Linked DNA regions of Homo sapiens: region 1 is linked to region 2. Evidence: read pairs that join two places in POLR2A ChIA-PET (ENCODE). Cell type or tissue: PC-9. All regions are shown on one strand. Each heading gives the region's core, and the rest is flanking DNA. Links, peaks and the distances in the headings are about the cores only.

Region 1 (2,916 bases), core at 259-2,758, 51 kb before region 2:
AAAGTGTCATCTCAATATCACATCACTCAGATATGGATGAGACTCAATTCATGCTGAGGCAAAATTCTTCTTCAGCTCCGAACCGGTGAAAACCAAACTAGTCATGTATTTCCAAAATATGAGACAGGCACAGGATAGAGATTCCTATTCCAAAAGTGAGAAACAGGAGAAAGGGGTGAGCTCCCAAACAAGTCTGAAACCCAGAAAGCAAACTGAAGACTTTCCATATTCTTTAGATATGTAGATACTTGTAGACCTGTCCTCCACTATTCATTTTCACAGGTATTCGAAGGTTGTGTGATAAATGAAAGCTTTCCCACATTCTTTACGTAAGGTTTATCTCCATTATGAGCTCTTTCATGTCTTTGAAAGGAACTGGAATAACTGAACGTTTTTCCACATTGCTTACATTCATAGGGTTTTTCTCCGGTATGAGTTCTTTCATGTATTCTAATGGAACTGGCATAATTGAATGCTTTCCCACATTCTTTACATTCATAGGGTTTTTCTCCAGTATGAGTTCTTTCATGTGTTCGGACAGAACTAGGACAGTCAAAGGCTTTACCACATACCTGACATTTATAAGGTCCATCTCCAGTGTGCAGTATCATATGTTTTCTAATCCTTTTAAGAGAAATGAAGGCTTTCCCACATACCTGACATTCATAGGGTTTCTCTCCAGTGTGAGTTCTTTCGTGTATTTGAAATGAACTGGGACAGTCAAAGGCTCTACCACATACCTGACATTTATAAGGTCCATCTCCAGTGTGCTTTATCATGTGTCTTCGGACACTTGGGAGAGAAATGAAGGCTTTCCCGCATTCCTTACATTCATAGGGCTTCTCTCCAGTGTGAGTCCTTTCATGTGTTCGAACATTACTGGAAGAACTGAAGGTTTTACCACATTTATTACATTCATAGGGTTTCTCCCCAGTATGAGTTCTTTCATGCTTTCGAACATAACTGGGAAAAATAAAGGCTCTCCCACATACTTTACATTTATAAGGTCCATCCCCAGTGTGCCTAATCATATGACTTTGAAAATTTGTGAAAGAAATGAAGGCCTTCCCACACTGTTTACATTCATGGGGTTTCTCTCCAGTATGAGTTCTTTCATGTATTCGAAATAAACTGGGGCGGTCAAAGGCTTTTCCACATTCCTGACATTTATAAGGTCCATCTCCAGTGTGCCTAATCATGTGTCTTTGAAAACTTGGAAGAGAAATGAAAGCTTTTGCACATTCCTGACATTCATAGGGTTTCTCTCCAGTGTGAGTTCTTTCATGTATCTGAAATAAACTTGGGCGATCAAAGGCTTTCCCACATTCCTGACATTTATATGGTCCATCTCCAGTGTGCTTAATCATGTGTCTTCGAACACTTGGGAGAGAAATGAAGGCTTTCCCACATTCCGGACATGCATAGGGTTTCTCACCAGTGTGAGTTCTTTCATGTCTTCGAAAGGATTGACAAGAACTGAAGGCTTTCCCACACTGCTTACATTTATATGGTTTCTCTCCATATTCCTGATAGTCATATGGTTTGTGTCCAAGGTGAGATCTGATGTGCCTACTAAGGGATGAATGATGCATGAAGACTTTCCCACACAAACTACATTCACATGGTCTTACTATAGTAGGAATTTTCTTGTTCAGATTAAGATTGAGAATCTGACTGAAGGCTTCTCCACATTGATCATATTCTTTACTTTCACTGAGTCCCTCTTCCATATGATTTCTGGAAAAAATAGAAAGCAAGATTTAGTGGTTTGTGACTTTATATTTATTAATAGGTATTCGACTTACATTTTTACCATAATCGCGGAAAGGGTAAGTTTTCAGGCCTGTATGAATTGTTTGAAAGTGAATGGATGGAATGCTCTGCAAGAGAGCTTGACAGTAGCTATCACCAAAAAAGTGATATCCATATATACAGTTTCTTAATACTATTTCCAAGTGAATGATTTTGCAACACTGAACATCTATGCCACTTTTTCTTTTTCTGGTGAAAAAGTTGTAGGAATAAATAAATCTGAAGCTGGGCTTACTGGTTTGTTTACTTATTTTTAAAATTTCATGACATACTAAGAAGGAGACATTGCTTTATCTTGTCAGTGCAAATTACCTTAAAATTCTCCCCTGATTTTTGTACCAATCTTCAATGCTCTGGTCTTCCCATTTTTTTCCTAAAATATAGTCAGAAAAAATCCTTATGAACTGATAGACATTACAGAAAAATGACTAGATTCTAAGTTCATGATAAGGTGCAAACAACCCTGATTTATTCACCCAAGTATTCCCTTTTCCACATTAGACATCATGAAAAAGCATTAAAAAGCAAGAAATACTTCTTCTCTAACTGACTAAAAGAAGGAATGATGTCATCCTTACCTACACAGGCCAGGTTTCTAAAGGTTTCCCGCATCACATCTCTGTAGAGTTTCTTCTGGGAAGGATCCAGCAAAGCCCACTCCTCAAGTGTGAAGTTCACAGCCACATCCTCAGAGGCCACTGAGTCCTAAAACATCCCAAATATGCAATGCAGGAGGAAGAATGAGATGACAGTACAGGGATGTAAACCCAATTCATAAAAGTTCACAAATGGCTAGGTGTGGTGGCTCATGCCTGTAATCCCAGCACTTTGGGAGGCCAAGGCATACAGATCACCTGAGGTCAGGAACTTGAGGCCAGCCCGGTCAACATGGTGAAACCCCATCTCTACTACAGATATATGAATTAGCTGGGCGTGGTGGCGTATGCCTGTTAATCCCGGCTACTCAGGAGGCTGAGGCAGGGGAATCGCTTAAACAAGGGAGGCAGAGGTTACGGTGAACCAAGATCACGCCACTGCACTTCAGCCTGGCTGACAGAGAGAGACCCCATCTCAAACAAACAAACAAAAAACAAAACAAAAAAG
Region 2 (2,916 bases), core at 110-2,609:
GCCCATTCTGACAGTGAAGGAATCTCGAACTTCCTGACCTCCCACAGTACAATAATCATCTCTCTACAAAAGCACAACATGGCAGCTCAAGAATGTGAAAGGACCTGAAATGGGTTGAGTAATAATGTTCCAACCCCTCATACTACCATAAATGTTCCTGGTGAGAGAAGCGAATGTTCCTGGTGAGAGAAGCGAAGGTGTGCATCTCCTGGCTCAGCCACCAGGTCCTCCACTGCATCTCCACAGTAGCCGTCACTTCCACTGAGGCCTCATCTGCCAGCAAACCTTGCTCCAGTCGGCCTCTGGACCCTAGTATCTTCACCGTGGTTTTGGATGCTGCCACCTGACCCATCCCTGCTGTTGGGGGAGGGTGGAGGCCAGAGGCCTAAAGAGTTCCGACCCGAGCGACACAAAGATCACTTCTGGGACCCACCCAGGGAGACTGTTGTTACGAGGGTGGATGGTGACCTGGTTTCCCTCAATGCTGCCACCTCCCTTCTAAAACACACTGACTTGCTAAGAAAAGGGGGGACTGACTCCAACAAAGGACAGACCCGACCCCTATCGTGCCTATGCAATTCAGAAAACGGAGAATTCGGAGGCTCCAGCAAGCAGTTTATTGGGAGTTGAGTTCACCTTGCCTTGTGATGTGAAGCAAGGTAGTTCCATGGCTTGTGAACCCTGACACCAGCACCTCCCATACACAACAGAGCTGGAGCGCTGCAGGGTGGGTCCTTTTCCAAGAAGAGCTAAGTGCTAGTCTTAGCGGGAGGCTAGGAAACCAGTCCTGGAGCAGGATGCATGTGACATGCACTGACGTGAGAAGGCCGGAGCATCATCAGTGCATATGCCGCTGAATATCTCAGGGTAGAATGTGCCAGAAAACAGGGAAAGCAAGTTAGGGGAGGTAAGAATTCTGAGTGTCCTACAGCTAAGACATGGCAGAGTGTGTCTGTGACTCCACTAGCAGTTTTGAGATTATTCTGACTGTGGTGGTTGGTGCAGGGCTGGTAACCGCAGGAGAGTGGATGCTGTGTGGTCAAGGGGTGTGTGTCCCATGATACAGGCTCTGCTTCTTCAGTCTCTCACCTCAGAGCCACCTGCGGTTGCCACAGAGAAATTCAGATGTGAATGTTTAAACAAGTGTCCAAAGTGTAGGTTTGAGATGGGAAATGGAGCTGGAGATGACCTCAAAACAGCCCTGGAATAATGCAATGCTGACAATGTCTGTGAATTAGGATGTGCATAGGCAGATCCCACTTGGGGAAAAACTGTAAGATGCGAACCTTTGTCTTAGAAGTACAGCATTCCCACAGTCTGACCCGAGGACACTGATGGAAACTTAAAAGGCAGATTCTGGGAGTCTTCTCACTTCTCTCCAGTCATGTGTGAGAGCTGAGGGCAGGCACTGCCCTAGAGGGTGTTTCCTAACTTCTGACTGGATGCCACAAAAGGCCTGCTGGGGCCCAAGTCCTTCTTCCCCATTCCTTTAATTCTTCCTACGAAGAATCTCGACAATGGTTGCAGATGTCATTGAAGATGTTCCCATATTGCTTACATTTAAGAAGGTGGCTCTCCAGTGTGGGTGGTTTCATGGTTTTAAAATGAACTGGAGGCCGGGCGCGGTGGCTCACGCCTATAATCCCAGCACTTTGGGAGGCCGAGGAGGGCGGATCACGAGGTCAGGAGATCAAGACTATCCTGGCTAACACGGTGAAACCCCGTCTCCACTAAAAATACAAAAAATGAGCCGGGCGTGGTGGCGGGCGCCTGTAGTCCCAGCTACTCGGGAGGCTGAGGCAGGAGAATGGCGTGAACCCAGGAGGCGGAGCTTGCAGTGAGCTGAGATCGCGCCACTGCACTCCAGCCTGGGCAAGGACTCCGTCTCAAAAAAAAAAAAAAAGAACTGGGGGCCGGGTGTGGTGGCTCACGCCTGTAATCCCAGCACTTTGGGAGGCCAAGGCAGGTGGATTACCTGAGGTCAGGAGTTCAAGACCAGCCTGGCCAACATGGTGAAACCCCGTCTCTACTAAAAATATAAAAATTAGTTGGGCGTGGTGGCATGTGCCTGTAATGCCAGCTACTAGGGGGCCTGAGGCAGGATTGCTTTGACCTGGGAGGCAGAGGTTGCGCCACTTTCACTCCAGCCTAGGCAACAGAGTAAGACTCCAGCTCAAAAAAAAAAAAAAAAAAAAGTAAAACGAACAATTTGGGAGGCCAAGGTGGGTGGATCATTTGAGGTCAAGAGTTTAAGATCAGCCTGGTCAACATGGTGAAACACTGTCTCTACTAAAAATATAAAAATTAGCTGGGCATGGTGGTGGGCACTTGTAATCCCAGCTACTTGGAAGGCTGAGGCAGAAGAATTGCTTGAACCCAGAGGTTACAGTGAGCCAGGATCACACCACTGCACTCCAGCCTGGGGCAACAGAGTGAGACACCATCTTGGGGTGCGGCGGGGAAAAAAAGGTTGGGTGCTGTGGCTCACACCTGTAATCCCAGCACTTTGGGAGGCCGAGGCAGGCAGATCACCTGAGGTCAGGAGTTTGAGACCAGCCTGACCAACATGGAGAAACCCCATCTCTACTAAAATTACAAAATTAGCCAGGCGTGGTGGCGCATGCCTGTAATCCCAGCTTCTTGGGAGGCTGCGGCAGGAGAATTGCTTGAATCCGGGAGGCGGAGGTTGCGGTGAGCCGCGATCGCACCACTGCACTCCAGCCTGGGCAACAAGAGCAAAATTACATCTCAACAAAAACAAAAACAAAAAACAAACCCCACAAAAGATGGGATGGATATAGAATTTTCTTTATAGTTTCTCTCCAGTATATATTCTCAGGTGTCTTTAAAAGATTACGTGAAGTGAAGGCTTTCCTACACTCCATACATTCGTAGCTTTTCTGTCCATGGAGTCCA

What was found. Peaks named below come from ENCODE experiments on the same cell type or tissue, not always from the same donor. Only the 100,000 strongest peaks of a DNase experiment are listed, where the experiment ranks them.
Region 1: POLR2A ChIA-PET joins it to region 2 with 6 read pairs; 4 of 35 experiments call an interaction of 5 or more read pairs at or near these places.

What each region holds. Positions count from the first base shown.
Region 1 is chr19:12,526,180-12,529,095 of GRCh38, forward strand. ZNF564 (zinc finger protein 564) reads right to left here. Exons shown (of 4, transcript NM_144976.4): 2 at 2,391-2,517; 3 at 2,125-2,185; 4 at 1-1,737. The coding sequence ends at 267. Among named protein-coding and RNA genes, the nearest start is that of ZNF564, 24 kb to the right of the region's middle. In PC-9, for the core only: no CTCF peak of the experiment used is centred there; a DNase peak (open chromatin) is centred at 1,472; H3K4me3 peaks cover 1,766 bases; H3K27me3 peaks cover 453 bases.
Region 2 is chr19:12,577,358-12,580,273 of GRCh38, forward strand. ZNF490 (zinc finger protein 490) reads right to left here. Exons shown (of 5, transcript NM_020714.3): 5 at 1-2,916. Among named protein-coding and RNA genes, the nearest start is that of LINC02926, 27 kb to the left of the region's middle. RefSeq lists an enhancer at 2,567-2,916. In PC-9, for the core only: no CTCF peak of the experiment used is centred there; no DNase peak of the experiment used is centred there.